Regions from separate parts of the Homo sapiens genome. Here region 1 is linked to region 2. A link is a contact called in ENCODE Hi-C or POLR2A ChIA-PET data. All regions are on one chromosome and are shown on one strand. The core of a region is the stretch at or near the end of the contact, and the rest is flanking DNA. Distances in the headings are between cores, read along the strand shown.

The links. A loop is a pair of places that touch in the nucleus more often than their neighbours do. ChIA-PET counts read pairs that join two places held with the same protein, here RNA polymerase II (POLR2A). Pooled maps may share reads with other maps.
Region 1: a loop to region 2 is called in a map of PC-9, with 6 times the contacts of the local background. The contact joins two enhancer-like sites. A Hi-C loop is called at or near these places in 3 of 168 maps with a recorded cell type or tissue (PC-3, PC-9 and mammary epithelial cell), 1 of 37 single-sample maps with no recorded cell type and 5 of 50 pooled maps. POLR2A ChIA-PET finds 5 or more read pairs at or near these places in 10 of 52 experiments (A549, B cell, HCT116 and 7 more).

The regions. Positions count from the first base shown.
Region 1 is chr12:116,494,756-116,501,917 of GRCh38, forward strand. No RefSeq gene overlaps it. Among named protein-coding and RNA genes, the nearest start is that of LINC02457, 17 kb to the right of the region's middle. RefSeq lists enhancers at 2,041-2,595, 2,596-3,149. Within about 2 kb of position 2,501, at least 6 of the 41 ENCODE cell types and tissues checked have a DNase peak (open chromatin) inside an H3K27ac peak, as active enhancers do; they include HCT116, PC-3 and mammary epithelial cell, where a contact is called at or near this core.
Region 2 is chr12:116,452,699-116,459,451 of GRCh38, forward strand. No RefSeq gene overlaps it. Among named protein-coding and RNA genes, the nearest start is that of MIR4472-2, 28 kb to the left of the region's middle. RefSeq lists enhancers at 1,947-2,485, 4,206-4,705. Within about 2 kb of position 3,458, at least 28 of the 41 ENCODE cell types and tissues checked have a DNase peak (open chromatin) inside an H3K27ac peak, as active enhancers do; they include HCT116, PC-3 and mammary epithelial cell, where a contact is called at or near this core.

The DNA.
Region 1 (7,162 bases), core at 1,251-3,750, 41 kb after region 2:
GATGCATACAACGTATCTCTTGGTCAGCATTAAGATGAATGGGTGAATTGATGAATGAATGAATGAGAGGTTGCAGTGGCTCATGCCTGTAATCCCAGCACTTTGGGAGGCCGAGACAGGTGGATTGCTTGAACCCAGGGGTTCAAGACCAGCCTGGGCAACATAGCAAGACCCCGTCTCTACAAAAGATTTTAAAATTAGCTGGGTGTGGTGGCGTGCATCTGTGGTCCCAGCTACTCAGGATGCTGAGGTGGGTGGATCACTTGAGCCTGGGAGGTTGAGGCTGCAGTGAGCTATGTTTGCACCACTGCACTCCAGCCTGTGTGACAGAGCAAGACCCTATCTCAAAAAATAAAGAAAGAAAAGAAAAGAAGGGGGCATAGTAATAGTGGCCATTGATTATTTAGTGTGCCAGGAGCTCTGCTAAGTGATCTATATATATGATCTCTCAACCTCACAAAAGCCTTTTAGGGTTTTTCACCCCATTTTATGGATAAGGCTTGACTTAATCACCTATTGCTGCAGAACAAACTACCTAAAAATATAGTGGCTTAAAGCACTCACATGGCTGTTGGCTGGAGGCCTCAGTTCCTCCACAGGGACATTCCCACAGGGCTGTCGAAGGCTCCGCATTCCCTGGCAGCTGGCTTCTCCCAGAATGAGTGATCCAAAAGACTCCAAGGAGGAAGCCACAAGGCACTGGGTGACCCTGCCTTGGAAGTCACACAGTGTCACCTAGCCACATTCCTTTACTTAGAAGTGAGTCATTAAGCCTGGCCCATGCTCAAGAGAAGAGGAGTTAGGCTCCTTCTTTTGAAGAAAGGAGTAGCAAAGAATTTGTGGGTATTTAAAACCACCCCAAGGCTCAAGCTATATAATTGGTATTTGGTGAAACTGGGGTTTATCCATTCATTCATTCCATAAATAGCAGCACTTCTGTCTTTGCAGTCCAATGTGGTAGCCACTTGCCACATAGGCTGTTGAACAGTTGAAACACAGTTGATGTGCCTGAGGAATTGTATTTTTTATTTTATTCAACTTTATTTAATTTAAATTTAAAACTAAAAAACTGATTCATTTAACTGTTGGAAAACTTTGACATCTGTTTGGAATAACTTAGCCTCCTTGTAAATTTTATAAAACCTAATAAGATCAAGTATTTCCAGCCGGGCACGGTGGCTTATGCCTGTAATCCCAGCTACTTGGGAGGCTGAGGCAGAAGAATTGCTTGAACCCAGGAGGCGGAGGTTGTAGTGAGCCGAGATTGCGCTATTGCACTCCAGCCTGGGCAACAGGGCAAGATTCTTGTCTCAGAAAAAAAAAAAAAAAAGATCAAATATTTCCAATGAAAATTTAGACCCAAATTGAGATGTGCTGTAATATAAAATATACACTGGATTTTGAAGACTTAGTATGAGCAAAAAATAATGTAAACTACCACATTCACATTTTTGTATTGATCACACGTGGAAATGAAAATGTTTTTGGATATATTGGATTAAATAAAATATATTACTAAAATTAGTAAATTAGTTTTATCTGTTTCTTTTGACTTTTTTTTTTTATTTTAAAGAGACAGGGTGTCACCCAGGCTGGGGTGTTGAGATCATAGCTCACTGCAACCTTGAACTCGTAGGCTCAAGCGATCCTCCCGCCTCAGCCTCCCAAAGCACTGGGGTTACAGGCATGAGGTACCACATGCCTGTACCTTTCTGTTTCTGTTTCTTTCTGTTTTTTAAGGTGGCTGTTTAAAAAATTGTAAATTATTATGCCTGTAACTACTAGCACTTTGGGAGGCCAAGGCGGGCAGATCTCTTGAGGTCAGGAGTTTGAGACTGGCCTGGCCAACATGGCAAAACCCCATCTCTACCAACAATACAAAAATTAACCAGGCCTGGTAGTGTGTGCCTGCAATCCCGGCTACTCTGGAGGCTGAGGCATAAGAATCACTAGAACACAGGAGGCAGAGGTTGCAGTGAGCCAAGATTGCGCCACTGCACTCCAGCCTGGACAACAGAGTGAGAGTCTTGTCTCAAAAAAAATTTTTTTAATTAAAAATAAATAAACTACCTATGTGGCTTATCTTATATTTAGATGAATGGCACTGTATTCCATACTAAATGCTATGGATCCATAGTTCCTACTTTCATGGGGCTTGCCATCAAAAGAAGACAGCTATTAAGTAATTAATCCAAAGACTCAATTGAAAAATGATGTTACAAGGCAGAGATCAGGGGAGCTGTGAGTTTCACAGGGGATCTGGCCCAGATTGGCCTGTCTCCTAAGTAAGCCGGTGATTTGAGAAGGGAGGGAGTTACAAAGCCCAGGCGTGGGAGCATCTGGTGGGAGGTGGATGGCAGAGTCTCTGCACTGGGGGACAAGGCACCAGCTCCCGGGGTTCAGAGCCAGAGGAAGCGGATGCACCAGGAACGCTGTCACTTTGATGTGCAGGCAGCGAGGCGGCAGGGCGCGGCTGGGCTGCCCTCAGCTGTCAGGTTGGCACTTGCTGCCCTGCCTACGCAGTAGCCAGGCTCCGGAGGCCTCCAGATATCTCTGGGCGTGGCCTCCTGTGGCTGTGCTGGAAATCACCTGGGGGTCCCACAAAAGCTAAGCACCAAGCAGGAGGCTGGCCCTGGCTCTGACCTGGGCCAACCCTGAGTTCCGGATCTCTGGGTTCTTGCCCAGGCACAGGCCGGAAGGTGCCTTTGACAACCACGCAAGGGCTGGACCATGACAACTGGGACTTTCTGAGTCCCTGCTGCTGGCTGGCCAGTGGCTCATGGCAGCCTCGGGTGATTCAACCTGGCCCCTTAGCCACATTTCTCCTTCCTTCCCCAAATCCGCCCTTCTTATGTGACCCAAATTCCTATTGTTCCTAAAACACACCAGGCTCGTAGCAGCCACAGGACCTTTGCCACTTGCCATATCGTCTCCCTAGAACAACTCCCTTCACATATTGGCATAGTTGGCATCTTCTTGCCATGTGAGTCTCAGCTCGAGTCACCTCCACCCCTGACCACTTTCCTAACATTCTCTCCATGCCTTGAGTCTTTATAGTGACTCTCTGTCTCATTTCCCTGCGGATTTTTGTTCAGGTCATACTCCTCACTACCTTTCTTTAAATAAATAAATAAATGTAAGGCTGGACTCAGTGGCTCATGCCTGTAATCCCAGCACCTTGGGAGACTGGGGCGGGCAAACCACTTCAGGCCAGGAGTTCGAGATCAGCCTGGCCAACATGGTGAAACCCTGTCTCTACTAAAAATACACACAAAAATTAGCTGGGCGTGGTGGCGCATGGCTGTAGTCCCAGTTAATCAGGAGCCTGAGACAGGAGAATTGCTCGAACCCAGGAAGCAGAGGTTGCAGTGAGCCGAGATCATGCCACTGCACTCCAGCCTGGTGATGGAGTGAGACTGCATCTCAAAAAAAAAAAAAAAAAAAAAAAAAGCTTAAAAATATACAAATTAGCCAGGCATCGTGGTACATGCCTGTAGCCCCAGCTACTCTGGAGGCTGAGGCAGAAGAATTGCTTGAGCCCAGGAGGTGGAGGTTGTAGTGCACCCCAGCCTAGGCAACAGAGCGAGACTCTGTCTCAAATATAAATAAATAAATAAATAAAGTTTAGAGATGGGATCGCACCATGTTGCCCAGGCTGGTCTCCAACTTCTGGCCTCAACCGATCCTCCCTCCTTGGCCTCCTACAGTGCTAGGATTACATGTATTAGCCACCACACTCAGCCTGGAATTATCTTGCTCATTTATTGTCTCATTTGTTGTCTTTCTCCCCCACCAGAAAATAACTTCCCCAAGAACTGGGACTTGCCCAGTTCCTGGCTCCTGGCAGGTGCTCAAAAAATAATTGTTGAATGGATTCATTCATCTTCCTAAAACGCAGATCTGCAAACAATTATGGAGCCCTCACAGGAATGTGGACAATTGTTTGTGATGAAATTTGAAGTTAAAAAAAGAGTAGAAAAATGATACCCTCTGATATTGTACTTATAAAATATATTCATGCAGGGACAAAGCAGGAAATGGAAAATAGTTAATTTGTTGGGAAGCATAGGAGTATGGGTGACTGGTATTTTTCAAACTTTTACTTAATATGGTTACCGTTGTCTTTTAATAACAGTTTTATTGAGATGTAATTCATCCACTATAAAGGTCACCCTCTTTTAAAGCATACAATGCAGTGGTTTTTAATATATTCTCAACGTTGTGCACAGGGCCCTAATTTCAGAACATTTTTATCACCCCCCAAAAAAACCGTATACCCATTAGCCGAAACTCCCACTCCCCTACCCTCCTATCCAGCCCATGCAACCACTAATTACTTCCAGTCTCCACGCTTCGCCTACTCTGGGCATTTCGTATAAGTGAAATCATACAATATACGGTCTACCATGACTGGCTTCTTTCACTTATCCAGATGTTTTCAAGGATCATCCAGGTTGTAGAATGTCTCATACTTCATTTTTTTTATGGCTGAATAACATTCCATTGCAGAATATCCAATGTGGATATACCACATTTTATGTATCTATTCATCTATTGATGAACACTTGAGTTGTTTCAGTTATACTATTTTTACCAAAAAAATAAAGAAGTGAAGTGGAACCTTTTCCCTCATTGCTCTACAAATATATTCTGGTCATTCCTCTGGCTCCCAAATCCTGGAGTCCTCTCAATGCTTACAAGATACCGTCCAGCCTTCTTTGCTTACATTGTTGGTCCCTGGCTATCTTTCCAGCAAATTCTTCAGTTGCTTTCTCTGAGCCCGTGTGTGCTCTGGTGACATGCTAGCCACACACCTTCAGCTACTATGCCCTTGCCAATGCCATCTTCTCTTCTGCTTCCTGGAAAAAGTCGTCTGCACACTGCAAAATTCAGCACAGAGGCCAAGCGTGGTGGCTCACACTTGTAATCCCAGCACTTTGGGAGGCCGAGGTGGGCAGATCACTTAAGGCCAGGAGTTCGAGACCAGCCTAGCCAACATGGTGAAACCTCGTCTCTACTAAAAATAAAAAATATTAGCTGGGCGTGGTGATGCTTACCTGTAGTCCCAGCTGTTCAGGAGGCTGAAGCAGGAGAATTGCTTGAACCAGGGAGGTTGCAGTGAGCCAAGATCACGCCACTGCACTCAACCTGGATGATAGAGGGAGACTCTGTCTCGAAACAAAAAACAACATAAAACAAAATTCAACTCAGATGTTCCTTTCTTTGTGAAGACTTCCCTCCTCCTGGTTCTCTGTTTACAACTCTCTCGGCTCCTAAAGGACTCATTATTGTGTTTATTCCCCTGCCTGTTTGCTGCCTTAGCCTATGATAGGAGTACCCTTAGGGTGTCATTCATCTTTGTCTCCTTCGAAGCTAACGTAGTCCCTGGCACCGATCAGGTACTCACTGAAGTCAGATGACTGCATGTATGAATGGAGCTGCTTCTCTGATGGACTGAATAGGAACCCAACAATACCACCTTTTGGCAAAAAAGACATTAAAATGTCAAGGTTAAAGTGTGGATTTAGGAGTCGGATGGACATAGTTTGAACCCCAACTCTGCTGCTTGCCAGTTTGGGTGGCTGCTTGGGAATCATTTCCTCATCTTTAAATTGGACATAATGTCTTCCACCTGATGGAGTTCTTGGAGGATTAAATACAGGTGAAACACCTAGCACAGAGTATTAGGTTGGTGCAAAAGTAATTGCGGTTTTTGCCATTTAAAAGTAATAATTGGGCCAGGTGCGGTGGCTCATGCCTGTAATCCCAGCACTTTGGGAGGCTGAGGTCGGTGGATTGCCTGAGCTCCGGAGTTCAAGACCAGCCTGGCCAACATGGTGAAACCCTGTCTCTACTAAAAATACAAAAAATTTGCCGGGCGTGATGGCGCACGCCTGTAGTCCCAGCTACTAGGGAGGCTGAGGCAGGAGAATTACTTGAACCTGGGAAGTGGAGGTTGCAGTGAGTCGAGATCACACCACCAGACTCCATCCTGGGTGACAGAGCAAGACGCCATCAAAAAAAAAAAAAAAAGTAATAATTGGGCCAGGCATGGTGGCTGACACCTGTAATTCCAGCATTTTGGGAGGCCAAGGTAGGTGGATCACTTGAGGTCAGGAATTCAAGACCAGCCTGGCCAACATGGCAAAACCCTATCTTTACCAAAAATACAAAAATTAGCCAGATGTGGTGTTGGGTGCCTGTACTCCCAGCCGTTTAGGAGGCTGAGGCAGGAGGATTGCTTGAACCCAGGAAGCAGAGGTCGCAGTGAGCCAAGATCGCACCACTGCACTCCAGCCTAGGTGACAGAGTGAGACCATGTCTCAAAAAAAACAAAAACAAAAACAAAAATCATAAGTAATAACTGTTCAGTAAGTGATTGTTCTTTTTAAAAATCATGGTGTATGCCAGGCAAGATGGCACATAACTATTGTCCCAGCTACTCAGGAGGCTGAGGCAGAAATATAGCTTGAGCTCAAGACTTTGAGTTTAGCCTGGGCAATATAGAGGGACTGTCTCTTAATAAATAAAAGGTATAAAATACCTCATAAAATTTACATTTTAACCATTTTAAGTGTATAGTTCAAGTGGTTTTTCATACATTCAAATTGTTGTGTCCATAAGTATTTTTATCAATACTGCTATATTATGTCACAAGTCTTTTTTTGTTTGTTTGTTTTTCAAAAGAGGGTCTCACTTTTTCACCCAAGCTGGAGTGCAGTAGCATGATCATAGCTCACTGCAGCCTCAAACTCCTGGGATCAAGTGATCCTCCTGTTTCAGCCTCCCAAGTAGCCAGGAATACAGGTGTTCACCACCATGCCCAGCTAATTTTATTTTTTTGTAATTTTTTGTAGAGATGGGTTCTTGCTATGTTGCCCAGGCTTGTCTTGAACTCCTTGCTTCAAACCATCCTCCCACCTCAGCCTCCCAAAGGGCTGGGATTACAGGCTTGAGCCACCACACCCAGCTAATTTTATTTTTTGTATTTTTTTTTTTTTTGGTAGAGAATGGGTCTTGCTATATTGCCCAGGCTGGTTCTGAACTCCTTGCTTCAAACCATCCTCCCACCTCAGCTTCCCAAATTGTTGTGATTACAGGTGTGAGCCACCATGCCTGGCCTGTGTCAAATGTCTTAATAGTGTGGATTTTGCTAGAGACA
Region 2 (6,753 bases), core at 2,208-4,707:
CAGGCTGGTCTTGAACTCCTGGTCTCAAGCTATCCTCCTGCCTTGGCCTCTTAAAATGCTGGAACTAGAGGTGTAAGCCACCATGCCTGGCCTAGGACTGGAATCTTTCTGGGACTCGGTTCTGACATCCATGAAGTGGGATACAATGCCCACCTTATAGAGCCAGGCCCAGTGGCTCACATCTGTAATCTCAGCACTTTCGGAGGTCAAAACGAACAGATCACTTGAGGTCAGGAGTTTGAGACCAGCCCGGCCAACAAGGTGAAACCCTGTCTCTACTAAAAATTGAAGAATTAGCAGGGCATGGTGGCGGGCGCCTGTAATCCCAGCTACTCAGGAGGCTGAGGCATGAGAATCGCCTGAAACCGGGAGGTGGAGGTTGCAGTGAGCTGAGATCGTGCCACTGCACTCCAGCCTGGGTGACAGAGTGAAACTTGGTCTCAAAACAAAGCAACCAACCAACCACCTTATAGGATGTGGTGAGACTTGTAAAGCAAGGGCAGTCAAGTGCTTGGCCCAGGAATAAATAGACATTAAACCCAGCACTTCTCTAGAATCTGAGATGCCTGGCTCCTGATCTAATGGCCTGCACATCCCCTAATTTCTCATCCAGATGCTTTTTCTGTCACCCAGCTGGCTCTAGCTGAGTTACTGGTGTTCCTACTGAGTCTTCCTTACTCTGATCTGAAAGCCTAAGATATGCATCTTACATAAAAATTAGAATCATGGGGCAGCGTGGCTCATGCCTGTAAGCCCAGCACTTTGAGAGGCCGAGGCGGGCGAATCACAAGGTCAGGAGTTCAAGACCAGTATGGCCAACATTGTGAAATCCCATCTCTACTAAAAATACAAAAATTAGCCGGGCATGGTGATATGCATCTGTAATCCTAGCTACTTGGGAGGCTGAGGCAGGAGAATCACTTGAACCATGGAGGTGGAGGTTGCAGTGAGCCGAAATCATGCCACTGCCCTCCAGCCTGGGTGGCAGAGCGAGATTCTGTCTCAAAAAAAAAAAAAGATTCAAAAAAGATTCACGCATCTGGACATATCACTCAGCATGCAGACTGGAGTCCTCTCTTCTCTCCCACATCCTGGCGTCTCTTCTGTCCTCTGGCACACCATCACTGTTGGCCAGCAAGCTGGGTCTCTCATCTCTTCAGCCTTGTCTCCATCCTAGCTCTGTGTCTCTGGGTCAGTACCAATTATCCATACACACATTCATGCATCCCAGGACAAGGCCAAGCTTCTGTCGGGAACACGGACTCCATTTGAAGTCAGGCAGGTAGGGTGGGGATCTGGCCCTTATACCTGGCTGTGGAACCTTGAGTGTGTTACTCAACCCCTCTTGGCCTCAGTTTCTTTATCTGTAAAGCATGGACAGCCATGTTTACCTGTCAGGGCCACCCTGAGTATGAAATGAACTAACAAATGGGAAGCCAGCATGGTTTAATGAACGTGTTCTCCAGGAAGTAGGGGTCAAAAAACAACCCTCTCTATATATTGCAGCAGTGTAAAGAGCCTTATATGCATTCTTCCCATGTTACAGTGGGGACAGGGGCTCAGAGATGTGAAGTGAGCTTCCCAAGGTCACACAGCAAGTGAGCGGAAGGGCTCTGCGCCTAACTTCCCGTACCACCTCAGGCCAGCTCCTTCTCTACTTGGGGCCTCCGTGTCCCCATCATTGTTCAGATGATCTAGAAGCTCTCGTTCTATTCTTTTTCTTTTTTTTTTTTTTCAGACAGAGTCTCACTCTTGTTGCCCAGGCTGGAGTGCAGTGGTGCGGTCTTGGAACATGGGAGGCAACCTTAGCCTCCCAGGTTCAAGCAATTCTCATGCCTCAGCCTCCCAAATGGCTGGGATTATAGGCACTTGCCACCACGCCTGGCTAATTTTTGTATTTTTAGTAAAGACGGGGTTTCACCATGTTGGCCAGGCTGGTCTTGAACTCCTGACCTCAGGTGATCTGCTGCCTCAGACTCCCAAAGTGCTGGGATTACAGGTGTGAGCCAACATGCCTGGCCTCTCGTTCTCTTCTATATCCAGAGTCCTAACTCCCTCATGGTTCATCTCCTGGGAGGGGCGGGGACGGCTTACCCACCTGTCCTTCACCTGGCCTCCTGACCCACAGGCAGTGCCCCCACATCTGTCCCCAAGGCTTCTCTCCCCTCCCTTCCCTCTCTCCTTCCTGCTGCTTAAGAGCATTATTTGCTTCTTGCAAAATGGCCTTATGCTGGGGAGAGCCCCCTCTGCGTCCTACAGGTATTTCTGCTCTTGGCTGACTTGTTTTCACAGTGCCGATCTGACAGTTCTGCAATGGAAATGAGGGTTTTCTGGCATGGTTGTGGCAGGGTGCGGAAGCTTTACTCAGCTCAGACTCATGACAACGATGATTCCTCATAATAAGCCCTCTCATCTGAGTCAGCTACCCAGGAATTCTATAAAATACGTGGGAAGAGGCCCCTGGTGGGAACTTAGATCCCGACGGTCACTCTTCCTGGTGTGGCTGGTCCTGCCTTAGTTACTGCCACCTCCCTCTGCCCTTCACAGCCAATTCCTACTTCTCCTTCAAGTCTGGTCTAAAATGTCACCTCCTTAGAGAGGCCCTCCCAGATTGCTCATGTAAATAGCCTCTTCCCTCCATTCTCATCCTAGCTTCCTGTTTGCTTCCTTCAGCAGACTTAACCCAAATTACAATTTTACACATTCATGTTATTTGCGGGCTGTTAAGTATTAAAGATTCTGAAAGGGGTGGGGCTGGCGTCACGTTTTTCATTGATCCCTGCCCCAGCTCTGTCAGTGTCTAGCACACAGTAGGTACTCCATGCATTTTCGGTGAATGAATAAAAACATTGTTTGGAGCAGTGAGGGAGGCCCGGGGAAGCTGCTTTTTGGCAGTGAGAACACGCGGAGCTGGAGATCCTCCTGCAGGGAGCTGACTTCATCCTTCTTGTTCCCGTCCCAAACCTTGTCCAGAGGCTACAGGGAGGGAACTGTATGTACAACTATCTTTGCAGCTTTTCAGACTTCCGAACAAGCTGCCTTCCCAAGAAAACACATTACCCAGAGGCTTTTTCTCCCCTCCTGCTCAGACAGGCAGTGGCCCAAGGAACGGCGTTTTGTTTATGATAATAAAGTGGGACCCATGGCAACGCATTGTGATGTCATGGCAGTGTGAGATCATAAATCCTTCCAGGGGAAGAATGAAGCGCAGCGGACACAGTGGCTTCTCAGCCTCCCCTGGCCCAACTGAGGCTGTTGCTAGATATGTTTTTCCTGTATCAGGTGGTTCATTTCTTTTTTTCTTTTTCTTTTTGCCTCTTGATCTTTTTTTTCTTTTGTCCCTAAAGAAAAAAAATTAAAATAAATAAATAAAAGTTTTAAAAAAACTCTGAGTGGAAAGATTTGTCCCAGGAATTTCCTGCTGGCTAATGTCCAGTTCGCAGAGAATGCCAGCAATAATGGGAACAATGCTCACTCGTCCCGGACCTGTGATGAGAAAACTTTCCCAATTCCCCAGTTCCGTGGCTGAAATATGGCAAAGCCTTGGAGAGTTACTGGGCAGCGGACCATGGAGTTTGCAAGGAAAGATGTCCCTTGCTCACACTCTTAGTCTGCCCGTCCACCGTCAACCTTTCTCTCTCTTTTGCTCCTTCTCCATTTCTGTTTCTTCTTGCCACTCTCAATCTGTCTGGCTCTCTCTTACGTGGGTTTTCCGTTGTTTCTCCACCACTCTCCGTTTGTCCCTCTCCAGCTTCGTCTCGATCTCTCTTTCTCAGTCTCAGTCTGTGTTTTTCTTTCTCCACATTTCATTCTCCTGCTGAGTCTGTCTGTCCCTCCCAGGCTCTGTCCTGGTGGTCCTCACTGGTTTTGACTCGCTGTTTCTCTCTTTCCCCACTCACTTTCCTCCTCCCTTCCCTCTGTGCTTATGTTACTGAAGGAAATCACATTTGGAACTCTGAGGACTGAAGAAGGGCAAAGCTGCCCCTGGGGTTTTGTGATCTGCAAGCTGAGTGGCGACGGGTCCCTATTTCCAGGGTGGGTGTTCCGCGAGGCAAACCAGACCCCGACGCAGGATATCTACCCCCATTCAAGGAATATGTTGAGCCTGTGATACAGGAGCTGGAGAGAAGGTCACTGGCCAGTCTGCCAGGGCCTGTAGACTTTCCAGCACTTCTCCCTGCCAGCCCCACCCATGCCTTCTCTGCTACCATCCTCCCCACCCTCAGCACACACTGCAGATGGGGAGGAGAGGCGCTCACTTGGCGGGAGGAGGGAAGGGAGGGGAGTAGGCTCTTCCAATCTTTGGCCACCCCAGGGCCCTTGTTCTGCCTGGAGCCTCCTTTTGACAACCCATATTCTGTTCCGCAACAGCCCCCATACTTAATCTAAATCTGGGTTTTTCAGCCTCAGTCCTATTGACATTCAGTGCTGGATGATTATTTGCTGTGGGGGACTGTCCTGTGTTGTAAGATGTTTAGTGGCATCTCTGGCCTCTATTAGATGCCACCACGAACAACTCCCCTCGCATGGTCACAGCAAAAATGACTCCAGACCAAATGTCCTGTGGGGGTAGCGATGGGGGGTGGGGTTAAAACCACCCCTGGCTGAGAACCACTGGTCTAAACCATCTCTGCTCCTGCTCCTTCCATCCACATTCCTCCCTGTTACTCTCATTTTCTCTCTTGCTAAAACCCTCCATGGCTCCCTATTATTATTAGTAGTAGTAGTAGTAGCAGTACCATGAATATCATAGCAAACACCTATATAGGGCTTTCTGTGTGCCAGGGATTTGGCCATGTGCTTTGTGTATATATTAACTAATTTCCTAGCCCCTATCTCACGGGGCTGTTGTGAGGTTGATCATGAGAAAGCAACATAGCACCTAGCCCAGTGCTAAGAGGTTGTTATTACTACGAGTCTGTGGGTCTTAGTGTCCCTAAGCCACACCCTGTCATGCCACTATGCTTTTGCACCTACCTTTCCCACTGCCTGGACCTACTTTGCCCCCTTTCTCCACTTGGTGCCCTTCTCCCCCACTGGGACCTGCTTCCCATCTGAGTGGCTCTCCCAAGACTTTCCTCTGGGCCTAGAGCACCCTGGGCCCCTCCACTGGAGGCTCCTATCTCCAGTTCAGCAGACTGACCAGGAGCTGGAGGTGGTACAGGGGCGATGGTTTATTCAGGGGTACTGGGTCTGGAGGTTCTTCTTGTTCTTTCTTTTTTTTTTTTTGATACAGTGTCTTACTCTGTTGCCTGTCGCCTAGGCTGGAGTGCAGTGGCATGATCTCAGCTCACTGCAACCTCCATCTCCTGGGTTCAAGGGATTCTCCTGCCTCAGCCTCCCAAGTAGCTGGGACTACAGGCGCCTGCCGCCAGCCCAGCTAATTTTTGTATTTTTAGTAGAGGTGGGGTTTCACCATGTTAGCCAGGCTGGTCTCGAACTGCTGACCTAAAGTGATCTAATAATAATAATATGGAGTCATGGAGGGTTTTAGCAAGAAAGAAAATGAGAGTAACAGGAGGAACGTGGATGGAAGGAATAGGAGCAGAGATGGTTTAGACCAGTGGTTCTCAGCCAGGGGTGGTTTTAACCCCCATCCCCCACAGCTACCCCTGCAGGACATTTGGCCACACCTGCAGTCATTTTTGTGTAGGTCTGAGGTTGAAAAACCCAGGTTTAGATTAAGTATTGGGGCTGCTGCAGAACAGAATCCGGCCTGGGTCTGCAGGTTATAATGAATAAGGGCGAGTACCTTTGGTGGGAAACCTAAGAATGATGAGGGCAGAAATAAGCATCAAAGTCCCACCATACCCTCCATCCCCCCAGCCCCCCCACCCCCCATACCCCCATCCCCACCTCGGTCTCAGGGCTACACCTATCCTCTATACTGTCTCCCTGGTGCCATGTGACCCAAACCCGGCCAATGAGATGAAGCCACGCCCCTGGTCACAGTCAATGGCTTGTGGCTGTGCACGTGACTTCACTTGGTCCAGTGACATTTTTGGACACGAGGTGGGGTTAAAGGTGAACCTGGGTGCGGCTCCCTGCAGTGGTCCTGTCGGGAATCAATGTCAAGAAAGCTGGGACTGAGATGGAGCTGGAGGCTGGAGGCCGCTATTTGAGGCCTGTGGGCAGGCGGTGCCGGAAGTTCTGCCTTGGGCTCCCCACCTCCGGGGCCCTGAGTCCGTCTGTTTCCCTGAAGCTGTTGGGAGTTGGTTTTCTTCCTTCTCCCTCAGTCACGCCCCCGACTCCCATGCTGGTGCCTTGTGCCCCTTGGTCTTCCCACCCTGCCTTTCGAAACCCTCCTTTCTGTGGAGCCCTGGGTTCTTCCCATCTCAGACATGAATCCTCCAGAATTAATGAGAACCCCTGGGGCCCCCGCTTAGCCCTGCACACTGGGTTTGCAGACCTCCCTCCCCAAGCTCGAGGTGATGCCACAGGAACTGAAAACGCATCGACGGGCCCCCAGGGAGGAGGAGGGGACTGCCCAGTGGCTCTCACTTTAGGGTCTGTCTGCTTAGGGCCAGATCTAGACACGCAGACCTCCCGCAGAGCAACTGGAAAGCCCGATGTGGGGGCGAGCTCGGGGAGCCCACATCTGCACGTGTCCTTGTACAGGGTGCCCCAAGTTCTACCACAGCCCCAATGCCTCTTTGCACAGCCCTCCCCTCCGCCCTGCGCCTCCAGCTGCAGCAAAGGCAGCTCACTAAAAAAGTGAGCTGTGGTGGGGAGGCTTGGGGGGCAGGAGGGATG